Regions from separate parts of the Homo sapiens genome. Here region 1 is linked to region 2. The links are chromatin contacts, found by Hi-C or POLR2A ChIA-PET in ENCODE. All regions are on one chromosome and are shown on one strand. Each heading gives the region's core, a stretch centred on a gene start or an enhancer-like site at or near the end of the contact. The rest is flanking DNA. Distances are from core to core; before and after follow the strand shown.

Region 1 (4,739 bases), core at 1,216-3,715, 760 kb before region 2:
TAGAAGCAGGATTTCACCATGTTAGTCAGGCTGGTCTCGAACTCCTGACCTCAGGTGATCCACCTGCTTCGGCCTCTCAAAGTGCTGGAATTACAGGCTTGAGCCACCGCGCCTGACCTCAAGATAGTCTTAATGTGCATTTCTGTAATGGCTAGTGATGCTGAACCTGGTCACAAGCTTATTTGCCACTCATATATCCTTTTAGTGAAATGTGTTTTCATGTTTTTTGCTTGTCTTCTGTTTGTGTGTGTGTATGGTTTTTTTTTTTTTGAGATGGAGTCTCATTTTGTCACCCAGGTTGGAGTGCAGTGACACAATCTCAGCTCACTGCAACCTCCGCCTCCCAGATTCAAGCAATTCTTGTGCCTCAGCCACCCAAATAGCTGGCATTACAGGTGTGCGTCACCACGCCTGGCTAATTTTTGTATTTTTAGTAGAGACAGGGTTTCTCCATGTTGGCCAGGCTGGTCTCAAACTCCTGGCCTCAAGTGATTTGCCCCCTTAGCCTCCCAAAGTGCTGAGATTACAGGCATGAGCCATTGTGCCCAGAATAATTGTATTTTTTTTTACTGTCAAGTTTTGAGAGTTCTTTATATATTCTAGCTACTAGTCCTTCAACAAACGTGGTTTGAAAATATTTTCTCACAGTCTGTAACTCATCTTTTCATCCTCTTAATGTGGTCTTTCTCACAAGGTTGGTTTGTTTGTTTTGAGATGGAGTCTCGCTCTGTCGCCCAGGCTGGAGTGCAGTGGCACGATCTCAGCTCACTGCAACCTCTGCCTCCCAGGTTCAAGTGATCCCCCTGCCTCAGCCTCCCGAGTAGTTGGGACTACAGGCACACACCACCACGCCCAGCTAATTTTTTTGTATTTTTCATAGAGACAGGGTTCACCATGTTGGCCAGGATAGTCTTGATCTCTTGACCTTGTGATCCACCTGCCTCGGCCTCTCAAGGTGCTGGAATTACAGGCGTGAGACACTGTGCCCGGCTTTTTTTTTTTTTTTTGAGACGGAGTCTTGCTCTGTTGCCCAGGCTGGTGGCACGATCTCCGCTCACTGCAACCTCTCCGCCTCCTGGATTCAAGCGATTCTCCTCCAGCCTCCTGAGTAGCTGGGATTACAGGCACATGCCACCATGCCCGGCTAATTATTATATTTTTAGTAGAGATGGGTTTCACCATTTGGCCTGGCTGGTCTCAAACTCCTGACCTCAGGTAATCCGCCCACCTTGGCCTCCCAAAGTGTTGGGATTACAGGCGTGAGCCACCGCATCCGGTGAAAAGTTTCTAATTTTTTCATGAAGTTTACTCTATCAACTTCTTTTGTGAATTGTGTTTTTTTGGTCAGATCTAAGAACTCTTCCCCAAGCTCTAGATGTGAGAAATTCTGTTTTCTTCTAAAAGTTGTATATTTTACGCCTCAGTCTGATCATTTTGTGTTAGAATTTGCATTTGCAGATAACATGATGGCCCATGTAAAAAATACAAGGATTTTACAACAACAACCGCAAAACACCAAATGAACCCTCAAACTAATGAGTTCAGCGAGGTCTCAGGATAAGAAAATCAACATAGAATTCATCACATTTGTGTAGACCAACAGTGAACACGTGGAAAACGTCAAAAACGCAGTGTTACAGTTGTTTGATGTGAAATACTATAAACTTAAAAGGTGCAGAATCTGTATGCTGAAATTACAAAATGCTGGTGGAAGAAATCAAAAGACCGAAATAAATGGAGGGGCCACCAGGGACGCAGATGAAGGACCGAGTCAGCGATGCCCGTGCTCCCCAAACGATCTGCAGCAGTTCCCATCAAAATCCCAGAAAACTTCGTAGACTGAAGCGTATTCCAAAATCCGCAGAGATGAGCGCAACATCACAGAGGACCCCGAGGCGCCCTCCAGGCCATTTCCTTCCTGACAGCTGGAAGAGCGGCCTGGCGGATGAGGGAAGGTGGAAAGCCGTTCCCCAGCGGCCAGCGGCCCGCGCCGTCCAGCTTTGCCCTTTTTAAAGGGGAAGCAAATAGGGTCCAAAGCAGCGTCGCCTTTGATCTGGCACCTGAAGCGCGAAGGGCGCCGGCCGGGTGGAGGTGCGGGGTTGGGGCGGGGACCCGACTAGGGCGGGCGGGGAAGTCACGCCCACACCGAGCTCGGCCGCGCCCATGCCGAGCCCCGGCCACGCCACTTCCGCCGGAAGCTCGGTTCAGCTTCCTGAAAGAGTTGGTCCTGCAGTTCCGGAAGTTGCGTTTCTACTAGGGAAAGGTCCGCAAACTCTTAAGGTCACTTTCTGAAGGCGGCCTCATCACAGTCGGAGGTGAGCTCGATCCGGACCCTGTGGGCAGAGGGTCCCCGGCCCTAGGGTGGCCACTTGAAGAAGAGGAGGACGTTCTCTGTTCCGGAACGAAAGTAGCGCGTGCAGGCTGTTTCCGGGGACCCGAGGCCGATGCACCGCTCGCCCCGCCCCTCTCACGGCCACGTCTCCGCCGGAGCATCCGGGCCGGGCGGCCTCCGGGGCTGCCAGAGCAGCAGGGTGAGGGGCTCGGAGGCCGCGGCGCCTCGGGGCTCGGGCTCCCGCTCCCGCTCCCGCTCCCGCAGTGCATGGGCGGGGGAGGCTCGAGGGGCGGCGGCGGGGCCTGGGCGCGTCCCTGCAGCGTGGCGGGACGGCCCCGTTCCAGTCACCCCCGCCTCGCTGCGGTGGCCTCGGGCCTGGGCGCCCGCCTTCAGCTGCGGCGGAGCTGGCTCTGTAAATGCCGGTGCCCGCGAGCCCTCCTGAATGCTTGTCTGCGCCCGACGAGCGCGGCCTGTCCCGAAGCTGTCCACTGCCACCACTCGGGCAGTGCTTGCTTTAGCCTGGCCCTTTGCAGCTGAAAGGCGTGACATGGTGTCGGGTGGTTCGTGGGAAGTCGGGGTTTCAGGAGTCCGTGTACTTCCTTGTTTGTCTTTGTCGCTGGCCGACTTGTCTTCATTCCAGGTGGCCAGAGCGAGTGGGGCCGGGCGTTGTCACGGGTATGAACCCGACGAATGTCAGTCGTGTGGCGGGTCCTGGGTATTGTGGGTCTGGGTCACTGCCCCCGCGGAGCCCACCTAGGACAGGGACACCCAGGGTCGCCAGCGAGAGGGTACCGGGCGGTGGTTGGGTGGGGTCCGCTACTCTAAGTGGGAGCCTGGGGGGCGGGCGACTTCCGTGCTAAGGCCTCTATGACGAGAAGCAAGCCAGGCAAAATTGTGAGAAAAGCGCGCCTCAGGCAGAAAGTTTGAAGACCCTGAGGGCGGAGGATGTGGCCACAGTGTAATGGCAAAGGGGGAAAGCGATGGCGGTAAGGATGTTGGTGTAGGCAGGTGCTGGATTCTTAAGAGGTTGGAGTTTATTGTCACTGGGCCAGTGTAAGCCATTTACAGATGACTCATGGATTTTTTTTTTTTTTTTAAGAGACTGGGTGTGTTGCTGTATTGCCCAGGCTGGTGTGGAACTCCTGGCCTCAAGCGATCCTCCCACCCCAGCCTCCCAAAGTGCTGGTGTTACAGGTGTGAGCAGCCACACCCGTCGTCGTGGATTATTTTGAACTGTCTTTTAAACGACATCAACATAGCGCTTTATAACCCTTTAATATCTTTTCAGGCAGTATACCTTAAATGGCAAGAAGGAAATAAATCATCTGACATCACTCAGATTGAAGAGGAGCTTTTTTTCCCCCGATTGCCTTAAGAAGTAGCATACTTTCCCAAGTGAGAATGCCTTCAGTTGGCTTTTAGCGATTTTGACAAGCAACAACTAAAGGGAAAATCGTGATAATTACTGTCATTTTATTGAGGACACGGGACAGACTCTGTGCCTTGTTATATTTAATCCTGGCAAAATTTTGCGTTCATTTTCTCATTGTTTTACTGGTGAGGAAACAGGCTAAATGTGATTAAGAAATCTTTAGCCCAGGCTCTCACAGGTAAGTGGTGGAGGGTCGGGAGCTGAGGCCGGAGTCCTGACTTCCAAGCCTGCCCTTCACGTCTCTGCAGTGACATGAGGCTTGCTTGCTTTTGGTTTTCACTTTGTGTATAGATCTGTGTTTACTTTTGGATACTAGTGTGGCCTCCACCAGGTACTCTTTTCCTGAGGAAATCGTGTTTGGTTTTTGGCTGTGCTCTGTTGTTTCTAATACCCGATAGGAACAGGTGAAACGAGGTGGTGTAGATGGAGCCGTGAATGTTTGTATACAGAATTCAGGTGTGGGGGAAGCAGAAAGTCCTGTAGGTGCCTGAGGTGGTGGTTTCTCAGTATGAAGTCCCTTGATGTTACCCAGCTGTGAACCTAGGGTTGTGTGTACCTTTCGCAGTTCTAAGTGACAGCTTTGTCCTGTCTCTTCTCTCTAGAGACGCAGGAGTGCGAGTGATCATAAGTGAGACTGATTAGACTGGCCTCTTTATTTAAAATAGAGCCATGTTTGTAGTACCAGCTTTCTGTGATGCACTGGCAGTTGCTCCTCCTCCTCGCTGCCCGGAGATCGCTTTTTGTCAGTAGTCTGAGGTAATGAGGCCCTGACGACTGAGTCATTCCAAATTTTAACTAAAAATCAAGCAAGACTGGGAATCGACCGAGACTGCCAGCTTATTGCCCTACAGGGAGAAGTATCACTGTCACCAAACTCCAGGCAGTTAGTGAATTCTCTCTCTGGTCCGGCTTCAGGAGGAGCTGCCTGTAAAGAGGGGCCGTCTTTGTGACTTACAGTCACCGTCATGGGGTCTC
Region 2 (4,535 bases), core at 80-2,579:
ACCACTTAAAGAACAGAAAGAAAATATATAATTTTTCACTGGCAGAGGGGAGAATTGATAAAAAAAAAAAAAAAAAGAGAAGGTGGCCCAAAAGAAGGCAAGGAAGGGAGGAAAGAAAAAACAGAACAAGCAAGACAAACAGAGTCCAAACAAAAGAGAAGCCAGAAATTCAAATATACCCAACCTTATATACAGACAAGTGGACACGTGTTTCAGGTAAGAGTCAGAGATGGAAAGCCTGACCTCACAACAGCACCGGACCTGCCCGCGAGCTGCTCACAGGAGGTGACGAGGGACACACAGAGAATGGCTGAAAACAAGGAAGGAAAAACACAGACCAAAAACTTCCAACAGGAGGGTGGTGCTTTACTCATGTGAGGAGAATAGGCTTCAAGACCAGAGATATTACTGAAGACAGTAAGAGTCATTTCAAAATAACAAAATTCAAAACTTTAAACTTAAATGTGGCTAATGAAAAGCCTTCTAAGATATAAAGCAAAACCAGAGAGAAAGGTAAGAAGAAACAGATAAAGGCATACTCAGAATGGGACATCTAAACACGCCTTCTCAATAACTAGTAACACAAGTGATTGGCAGGACACACAGAAGACCGAAATGACACACACAGTAAACTTGACCCAGTTACAACAAAATCATCTCACAAGTGAACCCATCCTGAAGACTGCTCTGGAAGGACACAGACCATTTTTTAAAACTGACTGTATTCTGGACTAGATAGCAAGTTTCAACAAATTTCAAAGACTGAAATCATTGAGACCTCATTCTCTGACAATACAATGAAGATTTATTTTTAAGTCAATAATAAAAAGTAACTGGAAAACCTCACCTGGAAATTAAGAAACACTTCTAAAAAGAACCCAGGCAGTAAATAAGAAATCAAAATGGAAATTCAAAAACATTTAGGACTGAAGGAAAACCAAATAATAAAATTTGTGAAATAAGCTCAGGTGGTACTCCATCTTAACAAGTTAGAAAATGAATAGCAAAATAAAAGAAAGGAAAGGAAGTAAAAACCCTGGCAAAAGCCCGGCATCGTGGCACACACCTGCGGTCCCGGGCCCTCCGGAGGCTGAGGAGGGAGAACTGCTTGAGTTCAGGAGTTCGAGGCCACCCTGGGCAACACAAGCAGGAGCGCGTCTCAGAAACAGACCTGACAAGGCAGGCAGAGCGCACGAACGAGGCTGAGCTGCCCCGATGCCGTGAGGTCACACACACAAGAGCAGTAATTGAACTCATCCATGCACAATGACAACTACCACAGGACCCAGTGAGTCACCCCAGAACACAATGATTGAACATCACAAGATTCAATGACTATAACCCACTACAACAGTCCATCTGTCCACTGTACTAACAGCCCTCGGACACACCTGTACTCATGGGGCTTGCTTTATTGGAGGAGACAAAATCACCTGAACAAAGTACTTATAGTATTTGTTGAAGGTGATAATACAGAAACAGAGAGCAGAAAAGCTGAGCAGGAAGGGAGACTGTGAGCAGCGCTGGTAGGGGCACAGGTGCAGAGGAGCAAGTGCAGAGGGGTGCACAGGCCAGGAGCCGTGGGCAGCAGGGCTCTGCAGAAGACATCCACACCCCCACACCCCCGACCCACCCACACAACCACAAAGTATTCCTGGGGGACGGATGGCAAAAAGGAAGCAGGAGAGATGGCAACAACCAGGGAAGGGTGCGGAGGAGGAGCTGACAGTAGCAACAGGAAGCGGCTGCTCCAGGTCTCTTCTGGAAGTCAAGCACACACAGCTGCCTGCCAATGGGCTGGACCTGTATGGATGACTGTAGGGGTTTCTCAAGTAGGCTAAAGGTCTGCAGGGACAGCTGCCCTTCCTGAGCCGGAAGCCTCTGGTAGGAGCAGGTCAGGCGTACACACCTGAGGCCTGAGGGATCAGACATCTCCATGGATCTGTCAAAGGCAGGTAGGATGAAGAATCTGGAACTCAGGACAGTAAGTGGCTACAGACATGAATCTGGGTATCATTCGCACCGAGACAGGACTTAAAGCTTTGAGGCTAAAGGAGATGTGTAAGGGAGGGAGGGAGTTCATACACATGGGCTTTAAACAAGACAAAAAGCACCGTAACAAAGAGGAACAGAAACTTCAAGCAAAGTAGAAAAGAACAGAATTTTCTTACTCTGACAAAAACACAGCAAACACCCTACTTCACAGTGAAATACGGACTCTGACATTCACCACTGTGCTGCAGGTCCCAGCCAGCACAGTAAGGCAGGAGAAAGCAAGGGTTTAAGATGGGAGAAGTAGATCGTCATGATTTACAGGTGATACAACTGTATACGAAGGAAATGCAACAAAACAAAACCAAATCCTAAGATAAATTATTCAAATAACCAGAATCTAGCAAGGCGGCCAGAATAAAAAACTAATGTACAAAAATGTACAACAGCCAGAGACAGAAAATGGAAATTAAAAGCATACCATTTACAAAAGCATCAAAAAATACTGATTGCTTAAGAATAAAACTAACATAATCTATAACACTTTCACAAAATATTAGAAAACTTCATTAAAAGGCATTAAAAAAGACTTAAGTAACAAAAGATGCATCATATTGGTGAATCTGAAGGAAAGACTGTAAAGATGTCAACTCTCCCCTGAACAGCTACAGAATCAATGCAATTCTAATAAAAACTTTCAGCAGTTTTGATTGTAGTGTATGAACTAAGCTAACTAAAATTAACACAGAAGTGGAAAGAGCCAAGAATAGGCACGCTACACCCAAGGAAGGGTGTGGTAGGGGGACTCGCCCTCCAGACACCAAGTGTCACTGCCGCTCATAGCGAGAGCGCCGTGGGACCAGCATGGCCTCTGAGACAAGAAGCCCTGAACTTCCCCACAGGATCTCAGGTGGAGGCGGCACTGTGGATCGATGGATGACAGAATTGGGCTTTTAAATAAATGGGGCTGAAAATAGGGTATTCATAGAGCACATCAAATTGAATTCCTGTTTCTATCTCAGACCCAAAAACCAATTCCCAGAGGATGTAAGACTAGCTGAGAAGGTAAAACTCCCCTGCTCTAACTGAATTCCTGTTTCTATCTCATACCCAAAAACCAACTCCAGGAGGGTGGAAGACCAGCTAAGAAGGTACCACTCCCCCGCTCTTAGAGAAGGATGCAGGGAGGTAACTCCATAAGCTCTGGGAGGAAGCAGGACATAAAAGCTCTAGGCAGAGAGGAAGACGGGAGGGCACACTGCACACATGAAATCAGGAACTCAGTTCTCCCAAAGACACCAGGTAGAACTTGATGAACAAGAAATATCAAAAAATATCAAAAAATAAAATAAAATATATTTTTAAAAAAGACACCAGGAAGGGAGAAGAGGAGCCTGGAACTGGGAGAGGGCAGCTGTACCCCACAGAGCTGGAGATCGACGTCCAGAACATGAAGGCAAAGCTGGCGACAGCTGGAACAGGCCCCGGCAGAGAGGAGCCTTCCCAGGAGCCAGAGGGGTTGAAACCTGAGGCCAGGAGACAACACTTCCCTCCAGTGCACCACCCAGTGCAGCCGCAAGGGCTGGGAGCTCGCAAAGCCCGCGAGACACACAATCCAAAGGCCGGGCACCCACTCCTGACACTCGGGCCCTCACCCTGTTCCCCGCTCACCTGGATCTGGGTCTGCACTTGCTGGGCCCCGGCCAGTTTCTGGGCCTGGGAGATGGGTGTGGTAAGAAACTGGGTCTTAAGGGCCGGCTGCGCGGCGTAGGCAACCTTCTGCTGCGCGCCAGGGGTGGTGATCTGCTGTGCGGTGATCTGGGGAGAGACTGCGAAATTAGGGCCGCAGAGACCATGCCGCGCTCAAGACTCCCGGGACGCCTGCCCGCTCTGGGCCCTATGGCAGAACCCAGCCCCTTTCCAGCCTACCTCCCAGACCAACCCTGTGCATACCCACATCTCCTGCCCCCTGTCCCATCCCTGCCGCTGCCTCCAGGCCTACCTCTGCCCATGCGGCATGGCCGCCAGCTTCTCCTCCAGGAGGCCTGGCCGTTGCCTGCAGCCCACCCCACCCGGGACACTGCTCCCTGAATAGTCGGGCTGGTGGGGCACCCTGACACCCTTGTCACACCTGCACGGGGCTGCTACTTAGGTGACTGAAAGCGATCACAATCTCTCAAATCCAATGTAAAAACTTGGCAGACATAAAGAAAATATTTAGTACACGGGGTAACAAACTGGTATGCACCATTTTTGCAGATCATATTGTGTACATCTGACGTTTACGTATCTGCTTTATCAGCCATGCTTATGGGTAAATAGGGGTTTTTAACATCTAAGGATGTTTTGTCCAATCGTAGGAACACACAGCCCAGCACTTCAGCTGCAGCCCTCCACTGCTCCCTCAAGCACAGCTCAAGCCTGAGGGACCACACCCACCTGTGCATCAGCATGGCCACGTCTGCCCATGGACCACCATGACGCACCCAGGGACTGCTGACCAGGCCCAGGAGGTAAGTCCCAGCACTGTCTCCTTCTTCCAG

Evidence for each region. Hi-C counts contacts between places; a loop is a spot of excess contacts on that map. ChIA-PET counts read pairs that join two places held with the same protein, here RNA polymerase II (POLR2A). Pooled maps may share reads with other maps.
Region 1: a pooled map shows a loop between it and region 2 (3-fold over the local background). The contact joins the promoter of GOLGA3 here to the enhancer-like site in region 2. A Hi-C loop is called at or near these places in 1 of 168 maps with a recorded cell type or tissue (B cell) and 7 of 50 pooled maps. POLR2A ChIA-PET finds 5 or more read pairs at or near these places in 1 of 52 experiments (CD8-positive, alpha-beta memory T cell).

Annotation. Positions count from the first base shown.
Region 1 is chr12:132,826,595-132,831,333 of GRCh38, reverse strand. It overlaps GOLGA3 (golgin A3), which reads left to right and starts at 2,465. Exons shown (of 24, transcript NM_001389683.1): 1 at 2,465-2,531. RefSeq lists silencers at 1,948-2,157, 2,528-2,587, 3,088-3,187 and an enhancer at 2,238-2,377.
Region 2 is chr12:132,068,770-132,073,304 of GRCh38, reverse strand. It overlaps EP400 (E1A binding protein p400), which reads right to left. Exons shown (of 53, transcript NM_015409.5): 51 at 3,664-3,810. Among named protein-coding and RNA genes, the nearest start is that of SNORA49, 40 kb to the right of the region's middle. Within about 2 kb of position 1,329, at least 3 of the 41 ENCODE cell types and tissues checked have a DNase peak (open chromatin) inside an H3K27ac peak, as active enhancers do; they include B cell, where a contact is called at or near this core.